2 separate regions of the Homo sapiens genome follow, and region 2 is linked to region 1. Evidence: chromatin loops called from intact Hi-C (ENCODE). Cell type or tissue: mammary epithelial cell. All regions are shown on one strand.

Region 1 (8,000 bases):
TCCCAGAACTTAAAGTAAAATAAAAATACAATTAAAAAGGTGGCTTATGCGTGGACAATTGTTCACTGCTCTATTAGAACTAGAACTGGAGTTTCATCATCTCAGTGAGTGGAATAATATAAACACGAATGATTAGGTCAAAATAAAGCATTCAAACCAGCAGTCACCTGGAAGCACTTGTTAAAATGCAGATTCATGGCCCCAGACAATCTAATTCAATAAAGACCAGGATAAGACCCTGGAATCTGCATGATAACAAGCACCTCAGGAGGAATGATGCAGGTGATCCTGGAAACCTTATCTGAGAAACACTGGTCTAAATTTACTCAGACACAGGTTAAGTGGAAATATTTCAAAAAATGGGAATGTGGGGGAGAACATCTTAAAAACTGCTGGCCTGGGGGTCTCATACTTAAGCTTAAATTGATGTATTTTATTAGTTGCTGGCTCCCAGCTTAGTCCTGAGAATATGTTTTCCATCCCTTCAAGAACATGGAATGACAAGAGAGGAGGAAGGGATAAAGAATGAGAAGGAAGAAGAATATTTCTGTTTTTCTCTCTCTACAGGTAGATTCCTTGTACTTTCATGCTAATGAACCCAAGTAAGGCTGTCTGGATGCTGAAGGCTCTCACTGCCCCGGAGTCAGCCCAGAACCATGAAGGCAGGCTGTGGCTGGCAGAAAGGACTGCCACTCCCTCTCAATACACCCTGCTTATTTCTCATTAACTGGATCTGAAGGCAGCCAAAATATCGATTAACTTAGGGGTTAATTTGTGTGGTTCTGATTAGTCAAGATTTTCTTGATTGAATACAAAAGGCTTTCATTTTAAAAAATCAAAAATTATAAATTTTAAAGAATATTTAGTGCAAATTAAGAACAGACTTTCTTTTTTTACTCTAAGTTCTAGGATACATGTGCAGGATGTGCAGGTTTGTTACACAGGTAAACATGTGCCATTGTTGTTTGCTGCACCTATCACCCATCACCTAGGGATTAAGTCCAGCATGCATTAGCTATCTTTCTTGATGCTCTCCCTCCCCCAACAGGATCCAGTGTGTGTTGTTCCCCCCAGTGTGTACCTGTGTTCTCATTGTTCACCTCCCACTTATAAGTGAGAACATGCAGTGTTTAGTTTTCTGTTCCTGTGTGAGTTTGCTGAGCACGATGGCTTCCAGCTCCATTCATATCCCTGCAAAGGACATGATCTCATTCCTTTTTATGGTTGCACAGTATTCCGTGGTGTATATGTACCACATTTTCTTTATCCAGTCTATCATTGATGAGCATTTGGGTTAATTCTATGTCTTTGTTATTGTGACTAGTGCTGCAACGAACATACACATGCATGTATTTTTATAATAGAATGATTTATATTCCTTTGGGTATATACCTAGTAATGTGATTGCTGGGTCAAATGATATTTCTGTTCTAGATCCTTGAGGAATCACCACACCGTCTTCCACAATGGTTGAACTAATTTACATTCCCACCAATAATGTAAAAGCATTCCTGTTTCTCCACAGCCTCGCCAGCATCTGTTTTTTCTTGACTTTTTAATAATTCCCATTCTGACTGGTGTGAAATGGTATCTCATTGTGGTTTTGATTTGCATTTCTCTAATGATCAGTGATGAGCTTTTTTTCATATGTTGGTTGGCTGCATGAATGTCTTCTTTTGAGAAGTGTCTAGAACAGACTTTCTTATAAAAACCAATGCAGCATGCTTTCTTGTGAAATGTAACAAGAAATATTTAAAAAATAAAACTAACCATAGATCCCACAGCCACTGAAATGACAATAAAGAAATACTGTGAATAACTCCACATACATAAGTTCAACAACTTAGATGGAATGGATCAATTCCTTAAAAACCACGAACTACCCAAACTCACTCAAAATGAGACAGATAACCTGAATAGTACTAATTTATAGTTTAAAAATTTTACAAACGAAATCTCCAAGCCAAGATGGTTTCACTGGCAACTTCTACCACACATATAAGAAATAACACTAAATATGCACAATCTCTTCCAGAAAAGAGGAGGGAATATATCCCGCCTAATTTTATGAGCCCATTTTTACCCTGATATCAAAACCAGACAAAGACAGTATAAAAATTAAATCTACAAACTAATATCTCTCATCAATTTATTTACTTATTTATTATTTATTTATTTGACAAGGCCTCGCTCTGTCACCCAGCCTGGAATGTAGTGGCATGATCACAGCTCACTGCAGCCTCCACCTCCCAGGCTCAGGTGATCCTCCCACCTTAGCCTCCCAAGTAGCTGGGACTGTAGGCATGCACCACCCCTGGCTAATTTTTGTCTTTTTGGTAGAGATGAGGTTTTGTCATGTTGCCCAGGCTGTTTCTCATGAATCTAAATGTCAAAATATTCAACAAAATATTAACAAATGGAATCCAGCAATATATAAAAGAACTTATACACCACAACCAAGTAAGATTTATTCTAGTTACGCAAGATTGCTTCATCATTCAAAAAATCATTCAAAGTTATCCACTGTGTCAATAAGCTAAGGAGAAATATCATATGATAATGTAAATTGACACAGAAAAAATATTTGACAAACTACAACACTACCTCATGATAAAAATTATCTGCAAGTTAGGAATAGAGGGAATCACTTCAACCTGATAAAGAGCATCAACAAAAACCTGCATCTAATATCATACTTAATGGGGAAAAACTGAATACTTTGCCCCTAAGGTCAGGAACAAAGCCAGGGAAGGATGTCCACTATCACCACAGTATACGTCATAACACTAGAACTTCTAGACTCTGCAATAACGCATGAAAAATAAATAAAATACATACAGATTGGAAGGAAGACATAAAACTTTCCCTATTTGCAGTTTACACAATTGTCTATATAGAAAACCCAAGAAGTCTACCAAAAGCTCCTTTAAGGAATCAGTGAGTGTATTAGTCCACTAGCGCTACATAACACAATACTGCAGACTGAGGGGCTTAAACCGAAGAAATTTATTTTCTCACACTTCTATAAGCTAGAAGTCCAAGAGCAAGGTGCTAGCAAGTTGATTTCTGGTGAGTCCTCTCTCCTTTGCTTGCAGATCACTGCCTTCTTGCTTACATGATGTTTTCTCTACACTTGCATTCCTGGTATCTTCTCCTCTTCTTATAAGGACACTAGTCCTATTGGATTGGAGACCCACCATTATGACCTCATTTAACCTTAATTACATCCTTAAAACCCCTATCTCCAAATACAGTTAACTGGCTTCAATATGTAAATTTTTGGGGAAAACATAATACTGAGTTTAAACACATTCTAGAATATAAGGTCAATACAAAAAATCATGTATATTTATAAAGATAGTAATAAACAATCAGAAACAAACAAAAAATGATAAGAGCTCCCCCCCAAAAAGAGATACGTATAAATAATTTTAACAAAACATACATAGAATCTATGTGCTGAAAACACTAAAATGCTGATGAAATAACTCAAAGAAGACCTCAATATATGGAGAAACATACTATGTTCATGGATTGGCAGACTCAACAAGAAAAAGGACAATTTTACCCAAATCAATCTATGCTTTTGATGTAATGTCAATCAAAACTCTAGCAGAATTTTTTGCAGATATTTGACAAGCTGATTTTGAAATTCATATAAAAGGCAATGAAACTAGCATAGCCAAAAGAAAATTGGCTTTGGAAGAATCCCACTATCTAATTTTAAGACTTATAAGAATCAAGACAGTGTGGTATTGGCAGAGGGAGAGACACATAGATCAACAGAACAGAATAGAAAGTACAGAAATAGACACAAATCAATCTTGTTTGTCAAATGTGCAAAGGAAATTCAATGAAGAAATGATAGTGTTTTCAACAAATTGTGTTGGCATTTATACACACAAAAACATGAACCTCAACCCTGCAGCTAGTTGTAACCATGTAACTAGGTTTTGGGCAGTGGGATATAAGTAATTACTTAAAGATGAAGCTGTTGAGATTCTCCTAATCCTCCAGCCCCTCTCCTGGAGGTGGTGCTGGCGAGCTACTTTCAACCACGAAGTTGAGAACAACTGGAGCAGGAGCCTTAACCCAAAGAACAGCCACATGTTGAAGGCAGACATGCTGGGCCAGTTGGAAACCTTGATGACCTTATGAAGCAGAGCTCACCTTTCTGCCCTGGACTGTTTACCTGAGGCAAAAATAATCTTTGAACTCACGTAGGCTAATGCACTTGGGGATCTTTGTTATAATGAATATACATATGCATTGCAGAAAAATATAAAGGGTAAAATAAAAGTCATTCAGGGTCTCACTACCCAAGAGAGACATACTTTGATCTCACCTTGGCCCTTTCAATATGCTGCTAGGGTAAACTTCCGAAAAAAAAAAAAAGTTGGCTGGGCACGGTGGCTCACGCCTGTAATCCCAGCACTTTGGGAGGCCGAGGCGGGTGGATCACCTGAGGTTGGGAGTTCGAGACCAGCCAGACCAACATGGAGAAACCCCATCTCTACTAAAAATACAAAAATTAGCCAGGCGCGGTGGTGCATGCCTGTAATCCCAGCTACTTGGAAGGCTGAGACAGGAGAATCGCTTGAACCTGGGAGGCGGAGGTTGCAGTGAGCCGAGATTGCGCCATTGCACTCCAACCTGGGCAACAAGAGTGAAACTCTGTCTCAAAAAAAAAAAAAAAAAAAGTTAATAAGCTTGTCTAGCATTGCAGTAGATATCCTGAAGAACCTTGGATTTGGGGAGTAAGGTATAGGAATCTATTTCCTTTTCAGCCCTTAGATTGCAATAACTCTCCCTGGAGATTGTGCCACTAACATGACTACTCAGTGCCAGAGTCAACCAGATTGTGACTGGCTGACAGACAAGCAGCCAGTCCTTGCTAAATACATGTCCCTGCACCATACCCAGCAAGAGGAATGAGTATAATATAATAGTTAGGATCGTGGTCTTTGCAGTTGAAAAGTCATGGGTTCAAGTCCTAGCTTTGCTTCTTCCTACCTGTGTAACCTTGGGCAGGTGTGTAAACTTGTCTGAATTTCAATTTCCGCTTCTCTAAAATGAGAACAGATAGTAGCACCTCCCTCTTAAGCTTGTTGTGAGAATTAAACATGATGATACATGTGAAGTGATATAGAGCCTGGCACATAATACATACTCCATAAATGGGTGCTATTGCATCATCCATTCATGCATCATGTGTAAATTAAGTGTCTACTATATGCCTGGCACCTTTCTAGGCAATGGCAACATAGCAGTGAGTGACACAATAAAGATCTTTGCTCTCATGAATCTTACTTTCTACTTGAGGAGAAGGACTATAAACGCAATGTTTAAATAACAGTAGATCTGATGCAATTAAGACGGATAGAGAGTGACTTATTGTTAGTCATAACAATAGCTTTGTCCTGTGTGAGGATGGTTGGATTCAGTTGCCTCCCTCAGTCCTGCCAGGATTCATGTAGACAGCTGGGCAGGGCTGGTGTGGGCAGGGAGGACATGAGTGGACACTACACAGAATTCGTACAGTCAACAACTTTGTGAGCCATGGCAGGTGTCCCACTGTGAAACATGGCTGAAACCTTCACCTGCCAGACCCCTGGGATCACAGGGCAAGAGGAGGAGCCTAGGTTTCCAAGGACACAGGCATGAGGCAGAAGTCTGGAGTACACTAACAAGGTTTCAGATTTGCTGGGCCCTCCCATAAGAGCCCAACTGGCCCCATTTGGGGACCAGTAGCAAACAGAGTTAATTTTTCTTAACTAGTGGATGACAGGGTGTTTCGATTCAGAACGAATTTCTCAATCCATACATCAAGAACTCAACAGCAGTTCTCAACCCTGCTTTTCTTCAGAATCACTTTTAAATCTATGAAAACGACATCACCCAAACCGTCATATCCCAGAAAGTCTGATTAGTGCAGCTCAGGGATGGAAACTGGGCATTCTTGCAATGCAATGTTCCAAGGTGATTTAATGTGCGCTCAATGTTTGGAACCACTGATTTCACCCTTAAACCAAATCACAAAGCACTTCGTGCCCCCAGACAGTCATGGTCCAAATGCTGCACCATGGTAGGGTCAGCCTGCAATCTCCCTCCGCAGAGTTTGGAGAAGGGTGGCCACAGTAAAGGATTAGAAACATTCCCATGGGAGAAGCAGGCTTGTTCCCACCGACTTCCTCAGTCATGCCGTCTTTCTAGTGAGCGTTCTTCCTCCTCTCCGTGGCCTCTCCAAGGTTCAACCAATCTTCAGTCTCTCTACATCCAAATCCTCTTCTGGGGCAATAGCAGCCCACAAGGCCTCTGCTTTCTTTGAAATCTGGCCCCTCTTAATAGTAACAGGGCTTTCCAGTTTATAAAGTACCATGGCATTTATTTTGGCATTTAACTTTCCAAGCACCCTATTAAACAGATAAAATTATTTTACAAAGGGAGAGGCCACAACTTTAGAATACTAAGTGATTCACAAACCCTCCTTAGCCCATAACTGGCAGGTCTGGGACCTACGTCTCCGTTTTCCAAAGTGTTCTCAATTTCTCCCCAACCTGGCCAGTTCTCTTACGAAGTGTCCCAGCACCTGACCATTTAACTTCCATAAGCGTCAAGATTGTCAGTTTAACCTTTCTAAATGCTCGATCACAAAAATCACATTGTTTGCCTCTTCTGTCACTCATCGTGTTAATTCGTTCATTATAGTACCCATTTAAATGAATTTATTAAATATAAATTATTCACCTAGTGTCAGCTGAAAATGATGTTATCTACCAAAAAAAAAAAAAAATCAAAACGTATTTTCTGGAAAAGAGACTGACTACACAAAGCAATGCACACTTTTCTAACTTTAGTTCGAAATCCTAAATTCAGAGAGTTGACAACAACATGAGCCAGGGTGAGCTGACCTTTCCCGGTTGCTTTGCTGCAAGCACAGGATTGTGAGGGTTTGGGGTCACGAGGGTTTGGGTACTGTCATATTTTTAACAGGGCCCTTCATGGAATTGAGTCTTTCCACACATAAGCTCCTGCACTGGCATTCATTTAGTATAGGTGCTAAAAGGTCTCAGAAGAGCAGCAAAGCACTTTCTCTGGAAGGTCACTGGCCCCGTCACTTTAACATTCCCTTGCAGAAAAATTATAAATGAGTCATCGAGGACACTGAATCACGTGGAAGAGACTTTCAAATAATTTGCACATTGAATAAAAAGACACTGCCTTTACCTCATCCCCAGGATGAATTCTTGGGGCCCATCACTTTAAAGTGCCTTGATAGAAATTATCAGAACTCAATTCATTAGGCAATTGTTAATTTCATTCAAATCCGAAGGTCAGTGGCACAATAGGGCTTGGCATAGGTTCCTATGCTTCTTTCACGTGGCTCAGATTTCCTCATCATTCACAGCAGTTAGAGAAGCAGCTCTGTTGCAAGGAGGGAACGGGGTGGGGGTGAGGCGGGGGGAACTGCCAGCTGTGGCATTGTGTGGACCAGGAGATATTTCCAATTAGGCGAGAGTGGGAGGTTGCCTCATGAGAGATAGGAAGATGACTACTCCCTTGCACTACAAAAGGGAAGAGAATTTGACTCTCTAGGGAGAGTTTGCAGTTGAGAAATGGCTGCATTTCCACTCAGTTGCCTGAAAGGACTCCTTGCAGCAGGTCAGCATACAGAACTTCTCTTCCCTGCCGCTGAGCTGAGGCTGAGCTGAAGCTGAGCATGGTGAGATCACAGGGGACGCTGCAGTTCCCAGAGCCCCCCGGCTGCTGCCTATCTCTGTACCTTTGCAGAGTCTCTCCCCCTGTCCTGGATGGGACCAACGGCGGATTAGACACTGCAGAAGAAAAGAGGTGTGAACCCAAAGGTGAAGACGTAGCAAAAAAAGAAACAAGACAAAACAAAAAACTATCCAAAATGTAGAATAGAAAGAGAAAAAAAACTTTAAAAATGAACAAAATATCAGTGACTTGTGAGACAAATCAGGCAGTCTAATATATTC
Region 2 (8,000 bases), 120 kb before region 1:
AGCTGGGACTGTTGGCTGGAGCACCGGTGCACCCCTTGCGCATGGCTCTGGCTCTGCATGTCACAGGAGCCAGGTTCCAAGAGGAAGTGTCACAAGAGCAAGCAAATGAAGAGCTCAAGAAGGTATGTGGCCTTTTGTGACCTAGCCTGGGGCATCACAGAGCATCACACTCACTACATTCTAGAAGTTGAAGCTGGCGCAAGTTGGCTGAGACTCGGGGGGAGAGGACATAGAGCCCACTTCTCCATGACATTTGCTCGGACGGGGGGTCCCAACTGCCCCAATAGCTTTGGACATCCCATGTGCATTGCTTGAATGAGCAGGACCCCAGGGTTCTTCCAGAGGAGCAGAAGTCTCAGGTTGGTTTTGTTCACTCTGCTGGGTACACCTAACTGAAAGGACTCTAAGAACCCATGCCTCTTTCATAGGGACTGCAGCTCAGGACTTTGAAGTGACTTGCAAAGGCCACACCGCCAGGACCAGAGCCTGCTTCTCCATCCCTTCCTCCTGACACAGCCGCTGATAAATGCCATTACCTGAATTCCATGCTGAGTTGCTATTCTTATCCCACGGAGGCTGCCTGTGTGCCATTGTTTTAATTACAGGCTGTTATTTCATTTGAAAAGTCAGCGATAGGATTAAGGGTACTGTCATTTTAAAAGCCAGATTCCTGGCCTAAAACCGCTCAGTGAATCAGAGGACAAATGTTCCCATTGTGCTGGTTAAAAATAGGAGCAATGGAAAAAGTGACAGAATGCGATGAATACCATTAAAGTGTAATTACATTTACTGTAGATGTGAGCCTCAGGAAGAGTCTATCCCAGGCAGGGAAGCTTGGTCAGAGCCTGTGACATGAAAAACCCAAAGCCTCCGTGGACGGCCCATTTCAGGTTTTGAGTGTTTATACTGTATATTGTTACATATCGTTCTTGGGAGCCATCCACCTTATTAGGGGTACTTGAAAGAACTGTGTCTTTCCAAAGGAAAATAAGAACCACGTAGCTCACCTTGATTCTCAGAATGTAGCTTTCCTGTATTTCTCATGAGGAACATTATACAGTTTCTGTATTTTTTGCCTCAATAGTCAAATGTAGTAGCTGAGTTGGACATATCTGAAAGGCAGGGCTAATTTTTTTCTTTTAATGAAAACAGTTCGTGTTTTTCTAATTTTAAAACAACACATTCTTGCCATATAATTTTTTTTTAAATGTACAAAGAAAGTAAACGTTAGTCTAAATCCAGCCACCCACAGATAAAGCACTACTAACATTTTGGTGAATATCCTTTCAAACTACAATCTTTATGTGGATTTATAGATAGTGCTTTTTTGTTGCTGTTGTCAAAGCTCAGCAATATATTCTGAACCTACTTTTTATGATAATAAATGTAGAGTTACATTACTATGTCTAATGACTATCTGGTATTCTGTAGGATCAACCTATCAGAATTTATTAATCATAACATGATTAATCAAGTATAATTTTGGCTCACATCTAAAAATTATTCTTTTTCTCTAATGAATGACAAATTATTTCTAATATCTCTCTATATAAATACATGTGTATGTATATGTGTGTGTATATATGTATACATATGTATATACACACACACACCATGCTTTGATGAACATGTATCCAAATGCACTTGGCAAATTATTTTCTTAGAATATATTTCTAGAATATATATTTCTAGAAATGGACTTGCTGGGTAAAAGATATTTGCATCTACTTTTTTTTTTTTATGAGACAGAGTCTCACTCTGTTGCCCAGGTGGAGCGCAGTGGCACAATCTCGGCTCATGCAAACCCCCCCACCCCCCCAGGTTCATGTGATTCTCCTGGCTTAGCCTCCTGAGTAGCTGAGATTACAGGTGCCCACCACCACGCCCGGCTAATTTTTGTATTTTCATTTTTTTTTTTTTTTTGAGACGGAGTCTCACTCTGTCGCCCAGGCTGGAGTGCAGTGGTGCAATCTCGGCTCACTGCAAGCTCCGCCTCCCGGGTTCACGCCATTCTCCTGCCTCAGGCTCCTGAGCAGCTGGGACCACAGGCACCTGCCACCACGCCCAGCTAATTTTTTGTATTTTTAGTAGAGATAGGGTTTCACCGTGCTAACCAGGATGGTCTTGATCTCCTGACCTCATGATCCACCCGCCTTGGCCTCCCAAAGTGCTGGGATTACAGGCGTGAGCCACTGCACCCGGCCAAATTTTTGTATTTTTGGTAGGGACGGGTTTTACCATGTTGGCCAGGCTGGTCTTGAACTCCTGACCTCAGGTGATCCTCCCTTCTCAGCCTCCCAAAGTGTTGGGATTACAGGCGTGAGCCACCATGCTCAGCCTGCATTTGCTATTTTGATATCTATTACCAAATTTTTCTTTGGAAATGTGCCAGTTTACACTCCCACAAATACTTTTGTCAGCATTAGTTAGGTATTACATGTTTTTAAATCCTCATTAATTCAGCAAACAATTTTATTTTAATTGCCATATAGCTTGCTATGTGTATGTCTCTTGAAGAATTACCTGTTCTTTTTATTGAGGTCTTTATTTTTTATTGACTTGTAACTGTTCATTGCATCTTAAAAATAGTAGCACTTTGTTGTGTGCTTACTGTTGTTTTCCCTCAGTTTTTCTTGGTTTTGAACTAGTTTTTGTTTTGTTTTTGTTTTTTGCCATATAGAAGGGTTACAAAGTTAAATATTTCCATGTTTTCCATTATAGCTTCTGGTAGTAACTAGAATTTACCTAAGCCCAGAAGAATAAAAAGTCACCTGTGTTTTATTCTGGCTTTATACTGTTTTCATTTGTTCTGTTATAATTTTTGTATAAGAAATCCAGGAATCTATTTTGCTTCTGAAGTGGCTGTCCAATCAGGATTTACCTTTTACCACTTGGTTGGAGAGGTGGGGGAAGAAGAGACTGGAGGAAATAGAAGCTGAAGACAGGACTAGATGTGTCTCCCTCCCCAGCCTCCTTTCTCTGCAGAGGTGGAGGAATCACGGAAGCTATCGTGGCTTTAGGTGTTGACTTTTGTCAATGTTTGCTGAAGCCAGGAGTGAAATTGAGACAATATTCCGATTCTTGGAACCTGAGTTAGCGTTAAAGGGGATGACAAACAGGCTGTTGTTAGGAGGTAGTTCCATGTAATAGGAAGAGTTTCCACCTCCCTCAGAGGCTGCCTTTCTCGTTTCTCCAAATGATTTCGCGGTTGGCCTAAGTTTCCTTTACTTCTCCCTACGATGGTGTAACATTAGCTTGAATGCTGACGCTATGTGGTGGTGAGCGGCAGTGGGTGTATCTTGCCCATAAACCCTTGGAGGACAGTGGAGGACAGGGACTGACCAACTCACCCAAGGGTCCTCTGCATGCACATGGTCCCTGCACATGGCACATAGTTGGTGCTCAGAAGGCCTTTGCTGGAACAAAGGAAAACACAAGCACCCACAGCAGTGATGGCTGATTTTGTCGGGTCTGCAATGGAGATTAGTCACCACTAGGTGTCATGGTGAGTCAAGAAACATTTTGGCTCATGGTTACAAATTATGCGTTTACTGTATTCATCTTCGTGCATGCACACATGCAATGTTTTACAAAGCATCTGTTGAGTGTCTACGGCACAACACACACGTTCTGGTGCTGGAGATCCTGCCCTGGCTGAGCTTCTGGACCTGGTGGGGAGAAATCCACAATGAGTACTGAGACGACCGGCAAAAGCCCGGTGAAGGCACCTAGGAGTAGGGCCTGCTTACCCTGGAGGAGTCGGGAGCAGCTTCCACAGCAAGGAGGCTTCTAAGGTAAGTTTTGAAGAGTAAGGGTAGGTAAAACAAACCAACCAACCAACCCAGTTTATACTTTCTCCCAGGAAGTTCAGCACAGAATGGCAGCCTGAAGGCTGGCCCAGATTTTGTTCTTGTTGAGGACAGAGCTTTTACATTTTGTCCAGTGGCTTTGGCAGAGGTTTGTGTGTCTTTTGAAGAATTACCTATTCTTCATCCGTTTTTTAAAATTGAGGCATTCCTGCATATTAAAGACACTTAACACTTTGCTGTGTGTTTACTGTTATTTTTCCTTCGTTTATCTTTGTTTTGAACTTGTTTTTGTTTTATTTTATTTTCCTGAGTTTCTGACGTTTATTTCATTTGCGTTAAGTTTCCTTGACTTCTCCCTACAGTGCTACAATATTAATGCTAGTGCTGACTCTATGTTTTTTTTTTTTATTGTCTGGATATTTGTTGCAGTTTAACGTTCAGATTTCTTTTTCTTTTTATTTTTTTGAGATGAAGTTTTGCTCTTGTTGCCCAGGCTGGAGTTCAATGGCACGATCTCGGCTCACCACAACCTCTGCCTCCCAGGTTCAAGCGATTATCCTGCCTCAGCCTCCCGAGTAGCTGGGATTACAGGCATGCGCCACCACACCCAGCTAATTTTGTATTTTTAGTAGAGACAGGGTTTCTCCATGTTGCTCAAGCTGGTCTCGAACTCCTAACCTCAAGTGATCCACCCGCCTTGGCCTCCCAAAGTGCTGGGATTACAGGTGTGAGCCACCACGCCCAGCCTAAAGTTCAGATTTCTAAGTTCATACTATCAGTATGACTACAATAATTACCTTGTTTGTCCTGGCCACCGTTAGGAAACAGCGGAGGTGGGCTAAGAGCAGGTTTGAGGCAGGGATGCAGTTGGCCCGTTCAGGTAGAGACTGGAAGACAGCACTGGGTTGGACCAGAGTCCTAGTCAGGAGCTGAGACCAGATAAGCCCCAGTGGGAGTGAGACTTACCCGGGGGCCTGGTCTGTGCCCTGACTGATAGAATTCTCACACAGGTCCTTTGGGGCCCTGCTGATCAGGGCAAAGCTTTGGGAGGTAGGCTGTGGCTGGAGGTGGCAGCTATGGGGGTCCCAGTGTACATGGTGTCAGACTGGCCCATCTCACTGCCCTTGTGCCATTAGGACTGGCAGCCAGACCACCCTAAGCTTGACCCTTAGCTCCCGCCACCTGGCTTTGAGCACCAAGCTCTCAAGAGGCACATATTTACTGTTGCTTCTTAACCTCAGTAGTTATTGCAAAAATACTAAATTATTCCTGTGATTATTTTTGAATTTTCTATTAAAAAATACCCTCATTCATAGTTAATATCCAGGATTCATGGCCCAGTGGGTCTTGAGTGAATGGTAACAGTATGATTACCTATAAAAGGTTGAATTCTAGAGACACCCACAGGTGGCCCAGCCAGGCTCAGCTTCCGTCATCTTCTGAAAGATGTTTTTGTCCATCTTACTTCCGATGGCAGAGGAAGTTTCCCAAACAAACTTCTCTCAAGAAAGTCAGGAAGATAGGACAGAATTTCCTCTCATTTTGCTTGAGATAATGGGGCTTTGAGGTCACTAACTCTTGAAATCTTCTTCCACCCAGATTTTTTGTTCTTTGTCAGCATGAGTACCTGGGATCTTACATGTAGCCCCTGCATCATTTCAGAAATGATCTCCAGTGCCCAGGCTCTGATGCCCAACAGACCTGAAGTTACATCCCAACCTGAACAGGCGGCTTTTGCTCTCCAGGCCTTCATTGCCCCACAGTGGGAACAATAATAATATGCACCTTCTAGGTACCCAAAAGCACAAGAGACAGTGAACGGAAAGTGCTTGGAAGCCCCGTGCCCAGGTGGTGCTGGCCCCAGCTGAACTGCGGGGATAGATGTTGAGTGTCCAGGTTCTAGCATCATAGAACAGAATCCGGCCTGTTGGGAAATCCTGCCTACAAGTATACCTCCATTAATTAGTGTCTTCTGTGAACATTTTTATTAAAAAAAGAAGAAAAGCTTCTCAACCCAAGCCCAAGGGCATGTCCTGATTTGTTGAAAGTAGTTGTAAGACCATTTCATTATTCACTCTACTTTTTCATATGTTGGAAATGTTTTATAAGAATAAATACAATAATATCAGGCTGTGTGCGGTGGCTCATGCCTGTAATCCTAGCACTTTGGCAGGCTGGCCAACATCATGAAAGCCTGTCTCTACTAAAAATACAAAAAATTAACTGGCATGGTGGCGCGCACCTGTAATCCCAGCTACTCGGGAGGCTGAGGCACAAGAATTGCTTGAGCTGGGGAGGCGCAGGTTTCAGTGAGCTGAGATTGTGTCACTGCACTCCATCCAGGCTGGGAGACAGAGTGAGACCTTGTCTCAAAGAAAAAAAAAAAGAAATACAAAGATATCAGCTTAAAACAAAAGAACTCATTTGAAATTTGCCAGTCTTTTAAATTTTGTTTTCTTTTTTTAATACTATTTGTTTTTGAGAGTCTCACTATGTTGCCCAGGCTGTTCTCAAACTCCTAGGCTCAGGTTCCTCCCATCTCAGCCTGTGGAGTATCTGGGATTACAGGCACATCCCGCTGCACCCAGCTTCCTTTCCTTATAAGTTCAATGAAACCGAATTGTATGCTTTTGCTTTTTAAAAAGCTGTGCACAAAAATGTCATTTTATATATTAATAATTATTTCCCTAAATCTATTCTTTTGCGTATAGGTTTGGAGAACCTCTGGAATGATACTCCCAAAATATTATTTTTTAAGAAATTATTTTTGGGTGGTGGCCTATTGGGTAAATTTTTCCTGAACTTTCTATTTTGTATTCTTGTCATTATTTGGATAGTTTTACAGAAACAAAAGTTGTATTCTGTGAACACAGAGGGAGAAAGAGAAATAATAAAATTATTTCCCCTTCCACTGAGCTGTATGCAGCAAGAGTTTGGGGGCAGTGAGGTCCCGGGGTCGGTGGAAAGAGGGGACAGGGAGCCACAGGGCGGGTGCTGAGGTGGACACAGCCTTGGGGAGCACATTGCCTACTCAGTCCATGCCCCCATCACACCCTTTGCCTGCAACGCGCCTCCAGCTCTGGAACTCATCCTCCACTAACCCGGCACCCACAGGCCAAGCTGTCACGCAAGGAAGCGGCCACGCGAGGGCGTGATCTACCAGGGATCCGTGCCTGGGTCTGTGCATCCTCCCTTCTGCAGCCAGAAGAAACCCCTTTGAAGAAGCGGGTGGATGACAAGCTTGCAATACACCGGGGAGGGGAGCAGCATCCCCAGAGGCTTTTCCATGCACCCTCTTTCTGAGCAGCTCTGGATACCCTGGGTCAGCTCCCACACAAATTGCTCATAACTCATTAGTCACCCTTAAAATTAATCTCTCCAACAGTGACATCCTGTACTCAGGCGGTGTCTTAACCCCCTGAAAATGCCTTCGTGGCAATGTCCCTGTGGCATAAGCATGCCCCATTTTGCAAGGGAGGGAATTAAATTTCAGAGAAGTTAAGCGATCCAGGGAATTTCAGTAGCAGAAATAAGTCTAGAACGGAGATTACCCAACTTGACTCAAATGGCAAAACGTTTGTCATGGGGAATTTAATTCTTTAAACCTTTTCGTTGCTTTATCTCCTTGCTTGGAATATTCACCATCCATGTGCCCACTAAATCCTGACTGCTCTGAGACCACGTTCTTCATGCCAGTCTTATCTCCCGTGCCTCCTGGGCTTAGGAATCTGATGAGCCTGAGTGTGGATCTGGGTCCTGCCCCCTGACTGTGTGGGGTTACCCGGATTCCCTGAACTTCGGTCTCCCCTCATGGAAAATGGGGATGGTATGCCTTCCTACATGAAGGCGATCTCAATATAGTTACCAGCTGGCGACTATACAGGCAGTTGTCAGTCAGCCTGTGGGACACATGGGTGGCTGGATCAGTCTGGCAGGAGCAGGTGGAGAGAATTACCAGGTGATATGCTGACCCCACGAGGACCAAGGACCGCACTGCTCAAGCCTTCACCTGCCACTTGGCATTAAAGCCTCTTTACCCTTGTCTCCCCAACCGGACAATACATTCCTAGGTGGGAGGGCCCCTGCCTTTCACTGCTGCTGTCTTGGAGCTAGGCAATGTAATTTCATGTATCAGATGACGGCTGTCAAGCACTAAGTTTTGTTTGTTCCTTCTGCTGTCTCCTAAGTTCA

What was found. Peaks named below come from ENCODE experiments on the same cell type or tissue, not always from the same donor. Only the 100,000 strongest peaks of a DNase experiment are listed, where the experiment ranks them.
Region 2: it touches region 1 in a loop (12-fold over the local background); 41 of 110 quality-filtered maps call a loop at or near these places.

What each region holds. Positions count from the first base shown.
Region 1 is chr2:100,726,431-100,734,430 of GRCh38, forward strand. It overlaps LOC105375310 (a long non-coding RNA gene), which reads right to left and starts at 7,428. Exons shown (of 3, transcript XR_001739612.2): 1 at 5,014-7,428. RefSeq lists a silencer at 3,917-4,211. In mammary epithelial cell, a CTCF peak has its summit at 4,033 (motif pointing right); DNase peaks (open chromatin) are centred at 4,051, 5,391 and 7,521; H3K27ac peaks cover 1,319 bases.
Region 2 is chr2:100,603,532-100,611,531 of GRCh38, forward strand. It overlaps LINC01849 (long intergenic non-protein coding RNA 1849), which reads left to right and starts at 208. Exons shown (of 3, transcript NR_146956.1): 1 at 208-359; 2 at 3,596-3,794; 3 at 5,409-5,827. RefSeq lists an enhancer at 210-853. In mammary epithelial cell, CTCF peaks have their summits at 3,491 (motif pointing right) and 6,947; no DNase peak of the experiment used is centred here.